2 separate regions of the Homo sapiens genome follow, and region 2 is linked to region 1. The links are chromatin contacts, found by Hi-C or POLR2A ChIA-PET in ENCODE. All regions are on one chromosome and are shown on one strand. Each heading gives the region's core, a stretch centred on a gene start or an enhancer-like site at or near the end of the contact. The rest is flanking DNA. Distances are from core to core; before and after follow the strand shown. Region 1 has its middle 45 kb from the start of MIR4452. Region 2 overlaps PTPN13 (protein tyrosine phosphatase non-receptor type 13).

Region 1 (3,893 bases), core at 1,007-3,506:
TTTTGGGAGGAGTTTGAAAGCATAGTAATGGCTTACTTGCTTGAAAGAAGTATTTCATTTAACACAATTGTAATCGCAAAAGGATGTGAATATTAACTTATGATTCTCTATAATTGGATGTGGCTTTTAAAAAGCAAATGATCCATTCCACATTTGAACTAAACCTATGGTCAGGTGAGCTTTAAGAAGAGAGGTTAATTTGGAGACACAGTCTGAAACAGTGCATGTTTCAGTACTTCACAAATATTAAGAACTTTGTTATTTTACTTTCTTTGAGTGCCACTTTGGTGTTCCACAACTACATCTATACAGATAAACAAGGGTCTGAAGGAAAGGAAAAGGGCTGTTAAGGTTAGCTATAAATGATGTTTGGCGATTAGGGTCCCTCTAGTGGTAGCTAGCTTAAATACGCTTAGGCAGCAACAGAGTGGTGTACCCTACATATTTGTGGTGGTGACCCACGGTTTATAAAGCCACCTCAATTTAATTCTAAATTCTTATTATAGCAGTGCTGTTATGAGTCAACTCTCACTAAAAATTTTTAGTATTTTGTTTTCTTAATGTAGATTTGGGAGCTTGTGGATAATTGTCTTAATGATCCTAGTCTCCTTTGTTTCTGTGTGTGTGGACTTCCACTTTCTTCTTATCTAAAAGCCACAACCAGTCACTTTTCAGGGCACTCAGTTTGATGAAGTTTTAAGAGTCTCCAAAATGATGGCTCTGTTGTTACTCCTTGTGTTTGGCATATAACTAGAGTTAGATAAAATAATCAAACCGATGAAGATCAAAATGTCAGGTTTATTATCAATAAAAGTGATATTGAAGAATGTGGCTCAGTTGTGTGGTAACAGTAGGTTTCCTAGGACTGCACCAGAAATAGCCATTTTTCTGGTTGCCTGCCAGGCCTTGCTCTGCAGGGTTAGTCCCTTTTACATAAAGTGACACATAATTTGTTGTGCAAACCAAGACACTTTTGAGAGTCGAAGGGATGAAATGCCAGGACTGTCCTGAAAACTGTGGCATAAGGCCACTGACTTTTATCTCATGACAGCAGCCAAAACAGAAAGCACATTGTCTTCAGGCAGACAGATCCCTGAGAGAAAGGGCAGAAAGGAGCTTAGCTCAGCATGCTCAGTTGCTTCTCCCTAACACACCAATTAGATAAATAAATTCTTTACCCTTGAAGAGAAGTAAGGGATGGTCCAAGAAGCCAGTTGTGCTCATGGAAAATCCATCCATAGATTCCATAGTGGTATGGAATGGAGGGTTTTCTAATCAACCCTGCTCCTAATATTTGCACAGCCAGAGTGGGGTGCTCTAGGCATAGGGACTGAGGAGTGGAGTGCAAGTGCTGATTGTTAGCGTATCTTCTCAACTTCATATTTAATGATATGATGCTTGCTTGGTACACTCGAAATTGGCCATGGTGGGAGTTTTGGCAAACTACAAACCAGGGCTTTCTTTCCTCCTTTCCAGAAGAGCTGGTTGTTAAAAAATCATCAGCACACCACTTAGCCCTGGACAGATTTTATTTCTGCTGGGTTTTATGGCTTAGACTTGCCACTGCCCCCACCAGCTGGGAAAGATGTCTGTGATCAGTGATCATAGGTACATTTGTTATTGCCATGAAAAACTCCAACCTCAGCACCTTCTATATGCCTCATAGGGCTGCACTCCATTGGTCCTACTTCCCATGGCCTCAACAGCTGCAGTGTAGTGTGTGCTCTGAGTCTTCTGACCTGGCAGAGCCAAGGAGCCTGAGGATAGGTTTTCCATTTGGCACTGAGACTGGCCATTCAGTGCATGCCCGCATAGTTCCTTGCCAAGTCTACGGAAATGGAAAGCATAAGTGTGACTTTGATGCTTTTAGAATCTTCCAGGCATTGACAATGAGAAACAGGATTGTTCATAGGGGAAGTGAAATTCCTGACAATAGCCTCATCAGTAGAACCATAAAGTACCTGAGTTTTAGAAGTTAGAAGCACTGAATTTGAGTCCTGTTTATGTGAAATATAACTAAACTTTGTAAACAAATTTTTATTGTTTGGAGTGTTGGTTTCTTATAAAGCAGGAAAAATACTCTCCCATAAAAATAAAGTTTTGAGGATAGAATGAAATAGCATGTGAAAATGAGTTATAAATCTTAAAGAGCTAGGTTAATGTAAAGCATAAGCATTATAAGGAATGTGCATATTTTGTGGCAAAAGAGAGATTAGTTAGTGCCGACATTTTAGCTAATTATTTGCAGGATGGGAGGCAGAACTGGATTATCTGGATTATCTATAAAGCTGACTAAGCGTGTGCTTAGCCCTCCAGCAAAGGAGTATTGAGTAATGTTTTTTGTTGGGTGGGGGGGGAATTAAATATTTCTCCTCTAACTCACCAGAAAAAATTAATTGTCATCGGAAAATAGAAATTTGTTGGATTTCTTTATGCTTGTTTTATAGTTTATTGCTTTAAAATTGTAATTTGTAAGGGAGTTGGGGTACTGCATTCTTAAAAAGCACTTAGAATCTCTAAAAAAACTTAACCTAGTCACCATGACATAGTCCCCTTGTATTCTTGTACCTTTCAATGCCTTGAAAAGATCTGGGGTGAAGGAGGACTTCAGGGGTACCTGTTGTATCATGTACTTTGTATAGGCCACAAAAGGGCTGTATTTTTCCTTTGCATTATAGGCAGATTCCAAATACAAAATTAATTTAGTGTGAAGCTTCCTAGTAAAACACAAAATAAATGATATGTAATATTGAATAAGAACTATGTTTGATATTTTAAAAAGAACTTAAAAATGGAAATCTTCCAGGTTCAGGCCAATTTTTTATGTTTGGGTTTTTCAAATGCATATTGGCCTCCCTCTAGTGGTAGCTGAGGCAAACTGAACCAAAACCCGGGGCACAAAGCTCGTCTCTGAATCAAAAATAGAGTTTTCAACATCTAAGTCTCTATTTTAATGGCTGGAAAGCATGTAGCTAATATCAGGTTTTGCATTATTTAGATCCTTGGGTTAATTTGAAGTTGTTGTCCCTATAGCATTTGGGCTTTTTTGAACTTTTCTTGTGTTTATTTTTGGTTAATGGAGTGTGTATGTTGTTTTCCACAAAAATGAAGCCCTTTGTTCACTTTTAAATTTCAAATTTTTGATGTTTATGTAATATCTTCTGGCATGAATTATAGAAAAAATGTGTTAATAAGTTTTTGGTAAAACTTGAGATTATTCTTATAGTTTTTTTGGGTAAAAATTAATATATGCAAAAAAATTCAGCCTGGATCCGATGATGACTCTAGATTTAGCTAGCAATTTTCAGAAAACCCAAAGGATGGACAAACATGTTAAAATACCAAGGAGATGTAATCAGTCAGTCAAACTCAGACTGAGAAAGTTCATAGGACATAAAAGCACATTTTTTCAACAAATACATTGCAAGAGGGGGAAAAAGGGAGAGGAAAATGGAACATGAAAATTAAAAGATATTTAAAATACAATAATAATTTACCATATCTCATCTTTGTTTGGATGCTGATTAAATAAGCACCATGGAAAACCCCTATTTGTAATATTTATGAGACAATTAAAATGTCGACACTAAATGTTTGATATTATTAAGGAATTATTTTTAGATGTGATAATGATATTTCAGTTGTGTTAGTTTTGTTATAAAGACAAGCTATTGCATTTTAGAGATTCATCCTGAAATATTTATAAGGGAAATTATATGATATCTAGGATTTCCTTCAAAATAGTCTCAAGGGAAGGGATAGATGGAGGTGTGGATAGGCCAGATTGGCCATGGGCTTGGTACTGGATGGTTATCTGGGAATTCATGATACTATTTTATCTACTTTTGAGTATGTTTAAAATTCTCCATAATAAAACATTTAAAATACCAATA
Region 2 (3,893 bases), core at 924-3,423, 320 kb before region 1:
AATAGTTACAAATTCAGAATCTTCTAAATATGTATGAAGATCTTGAAAAATTGGCATAGTGTTCGCTACCTTATACGGAATGGTGGAAACTGAGGCAGAATTGGAAAGGCACACACTACTTGCTGGGACCCAGTATCAATTGCTGTCTTTGTCCTTATGAACAGAATCAAGATATTGTTCATAGCTAGACAGCAACACATCTAGCTAAAAATAACTTTCTTGAAGCTAGAGATGGGCATCTGACAGATTTTGCTAAGACAGAAGGAAAAGTCTGCCCTTGACTTCTGGGAAATTTTGCTTTCTTGCCCTAGTACTGTTTGACCCATTTTCCTTGCCAATTCTTGTTTCTTTTCTGGAATGTGGATATAATAGCTGGAGCTGTGGCAGCCACTTCCAGGCCAAGGAAAGGCCAAGGATATTTATAGCGCTGTTGACATTCTTGAGCTATAGAATTAACTGCCTACTTCTGAGCAACTGCCTTCTGAGCTTGGTTTCTTAAGGAAAGAAAATAAACTCTAAGCCCTCTAGAATTTGTGAAAGGAAAATAAAAACTTGGGACCCCAATTCACTCCGCCAAAAGGAAAAAAATGAAGCTGAAAGCTGAGTCATGCAAGAAACTGCATTTCCTTTTGTTCCTAAGCAGATAGCTACAGATAAAAGGTTAAATATCTCCACAGGTAGTTACTCTACGTTCACCTTATCTATGTGCTGAGTGCAAGATAAATACATAACTATTTCCCTATCTGCTCCTTTTCTCCTGCAACATGTGGGTTCAGTGATGTGACCATACCCCTCTTCTTTCCCCTCCAGCTCACTTTTCTCCTTTAAATATTGAAACCCTCAAATTCATCTTTGGAGAAAGGCACAGACCACAGACTATTTCTGTGATTCCATGTCATTTCTTCCAGGCATGTCCTTCACCTTGGCAAAATAAACTTCTAAATTGAGACATGTCTCACATACTTATTGATTTACAACTTGTAGGCCTGTTTGGTTGCTTTTGCTTACTTGCAGTCAAATATAATCCCAAATTGATACAGTAAAGTTTCGATTGGCTTTAAAATATTATGCAGGTCAGCCTATAATTTATTACATTTATCTCTACCATTACAATGTTTCTGAATTATGAATATTTCTGAATTATGTAAAATGGAAAGCCTATCATTATCAAGGTGTCTGTATCTGGAAGATAGGTGTATTAAGCTGTTTTTTAAATTTATTGGATTATCACATTACATATAGATAACTAGTCCTTTTTAAACCAAAAAATCTGGCAGGCTATCTGGGACCACTGATGTAAAAGAATCTTTTCTCAACAGCTGTTTATTTCCTGTTTGCCATAATAATTCAGAATTATCTCTACTAATGACATGCACTGAAGTTTTGATTTTGGGATAAAATTGTTTCTAATTCTGCAATGCTCAGGACTACACTAAGATACTCAATCTTTTAGAATAATAACGAGTTCAGTTTTGTAAATATATTCTACTACAATATGTGCTTCCCCTTCTATAGCATAGAGTTGTCACTGGCAATCATTTGGCCAGTTCTTGCTGATGGAATGAGTGACAGCAATGTGTTTTGCATGTAAGCCTGGCTCGTAAAACCTCTCCATAGGCAATCCTTCGTGGGGAATGGAGGCGATTCTCAACCTTGGAAGCTATGTGTTGATTACAGTACTTTCATCAGCCCGGGCTAAAAACTGAGCCAAGTAGATCTGATTGCCAAGCTGTTCACTTTTCCAGAACTGTTAGATAAACTAGAAATAAACTATTACGTTTAAGCCATTCCATATCTTCAGTTTATATTTTCTAGCACTTAGCTAATACAAGCTGTGTTAAGAGCTGAATTGTACTTATTCATTAATTTGAGATGAGTGTTTCCATGTGCCACCCCAGCTGCGTGGCCTCACCTTGCTTTCTAACCAGACTGGCCCTTGCAAGTGGCTCATACCATTCCATGCTGGTGCAGCCAGATCCCAGCTGAGGGCAGTAACATATTTACCATCATGAAGTTTCCATTCATAGGTCATAAAGCTAAATCTGCATTTTCTTCCCCCCATTCCATTTCCTAGTGACATTCGTTCCAGAAAAAGCAACCTCCAGCTCCACCCTCTCCCATCTATGTTGACTTCAGATGCGAGCTAATCACCTCCAGCTGTACTGGCCCCCAGCGCTCTGCTGGCCTAGTTTCACATGCCAGTGCAGGAAAACAAGGCCTCATGATTCCAACTCTTTCAGAAAAGAGATTTCCAAATGTCATTTAAAGCAATAGAAACCTTTTTTTCAAATGAAATCTCCGGCTACAACCCAATCTATAATACTCTTCTGATTGAAGTGGGAATGGTAAAGCTTCTCTTGCCATATTCAGAGCCAATTCTGAGGTAGGACCCAAGCCTCTTATCTGCTGGGGCTTTAGCTAGTTACTGTGGGGCTTTATGTTTATTGATACTGTCTTCTGCCTTCAAATAGCCCCAGATTCTCGGGAATAGGTCCCAGCAAATTGCTGCACTTAAGTTTGGAAATTCAAGTCAACTAGCTCAGAACTGGTGCAGTCTTATGAGGATGAGCCAAGCAATTTCCTGGGTCTTAGAATGGTGTTGAGGCAGAAAAGAGTCTAGAGACAGGAAGCCCAAGGCCTTCTTGTAATTGGACTAAGAGGAAAACCCCACCTTTCCAGGACCAAGTAATGAGGGGCCAAATGCCCATGCCTCTCTGAACCTCCCCTCCCCTATGTCACAAATGGGTATGTCTGTAATTGGTCCATTCTGAAACTTTCATTTGCTTATACATCACAGGCAGGATGCCTCTGATTGGTTCTGGGCAGAATCCTGCCTCTGATTGGTCCTGGGCTGAATTCTTCATTTGTGTAGGGTGTAACCTATCAGAGGCCTCTAAAGGGTACTTAGGGGTGTTACCATGCTCTTGTAATTCAATAAAAGCCCAGGAACATTATAATCAGGGCTCTTGAGCCATGTGCTCAAGCCCACTTCCACTCTGTGGAGTGTACTTTCACTTCAAAACATCTATGCTTTAATCTTCCACTGCTTTGTCTGAGCATTTTGTTCAATTCTTTGTTCAACATGCCAAGAACCTGGACAACTCATGGTCAAGAACATCCATCCAGTTACAGTGTCGTGGCTGAATGGAGAAATACTGTTAGAATTAGAATTTAGTGAAATGAATTTAGTACTGAGAACAGAGAACCATTAAGCTAAAGCAGCTTTGAAGTCAATCTCTTTTCCTTCCTGTTTGCAGAACCAAATATACCCCCGCCCCCCAGGTAGTTTGATATGTTTTCTTTGATTAGCCCTTGGTCAGTTGAGTACTGTGGCTAGGACTTGAAAATATTCTGATTTATATATAAATTGGGCTCAATAAGTGGGCAACATTCACAAAGAGGTAGAAGGAAGAAAGACTGAATTTCTGAGCTACTGTTAAGCCAGTACATGACCCCCACATCAGTATTTAGTGAAGATCTATCAGGATCTCTGACAACACCTCTACTCTCCATGGCTGTCATGACTGAGGCCAACTAGGGAGATGGAAAGTGGTGTCTAGAGGTCCTTGTCTTCCCAGGGGCCTAGGTGTTGTTGAAAAATAACACACTGAAAATGTCTAATTTGTCTGCACACAGTTTTGGCTTGTTCATGTTTTAAGGTGTGTTTTTATTTACAAAGTGAGATAATGATTACAAACAGATGATGCAGTAACAAACAGATAACTGATAACTCCATTTTCATGAAAAAGTATATAAATATATTACAGGAAATTCTATATAGTAAACATTAGAAATTGATACAGTAAACATTTGCTACTTTTTTCTATGCCAATATTACTGTCATTTAAAGCTTAAATACTGGTTTCAAGTATCCCCTATAAAATAACTACTTT

What was found. A loop is a pair of places that touch in the nucleus more often than their neighbours do. ChIA-PET counts read pairs that join two places held with the same protein, here RNA polymerase II (POLR2A). Pooled maps may share reads with other maps.
Region 2: a map of K562 shows a loop between it and region 1 (3-fold over the local background). The contact joins two enhancer-like sites. A Hi-C loop is called at or near these places in 3 of 168 maps with a recorded cell type or tissue (GM12878, K562 and endothelial cell of umbilical vein), 2 of 37 single-sample maps with no recorded cell type and 4 of 50 pooled maps. POLR2A ChIA-PET finds 5 or more read pairs at or near these places in 1 of 52 experiments (WTC11).

Annotation. Positions count from the first base shown.
Region 1 is chr4:86,495,259-86,499,151 of GRCh38, reverse strand. It overlaps a transcript of MAPK10 not described here. Among named protein-coding and RNA genes, the nearest start is that of MIR4452, 45 kb to the left of the region's middle. RefSeq lists an enhancer at 369-478. Within about 2 kb of position 2,256, at least 4 of the 41 ENCODE cell types and tissues checked have a DNase peak (open chromatin) inside an H3K27ac peak, as active enhancers do.
Region 2 is chr4:86,814,905-86,818,797 of GRCh38, reverse strand. It overlaps PTPN13 (protein tyrosine phosphatase non-receptor type 13), which reads right to left. Exons shown (of 48, transcript NM_080683.3): 48 at 3,637-3,893. Among named protein-coding and RNA genes, the nearest start is that of SLC10A6, 33 kb to the left of the region's middle. Within about 2 kb of position 2,173, at least 5 of the 41 ENCODE cell types and tissues checked have a DNase peak (open chromatin) inside an H3K27ac peak, as active enhancers do.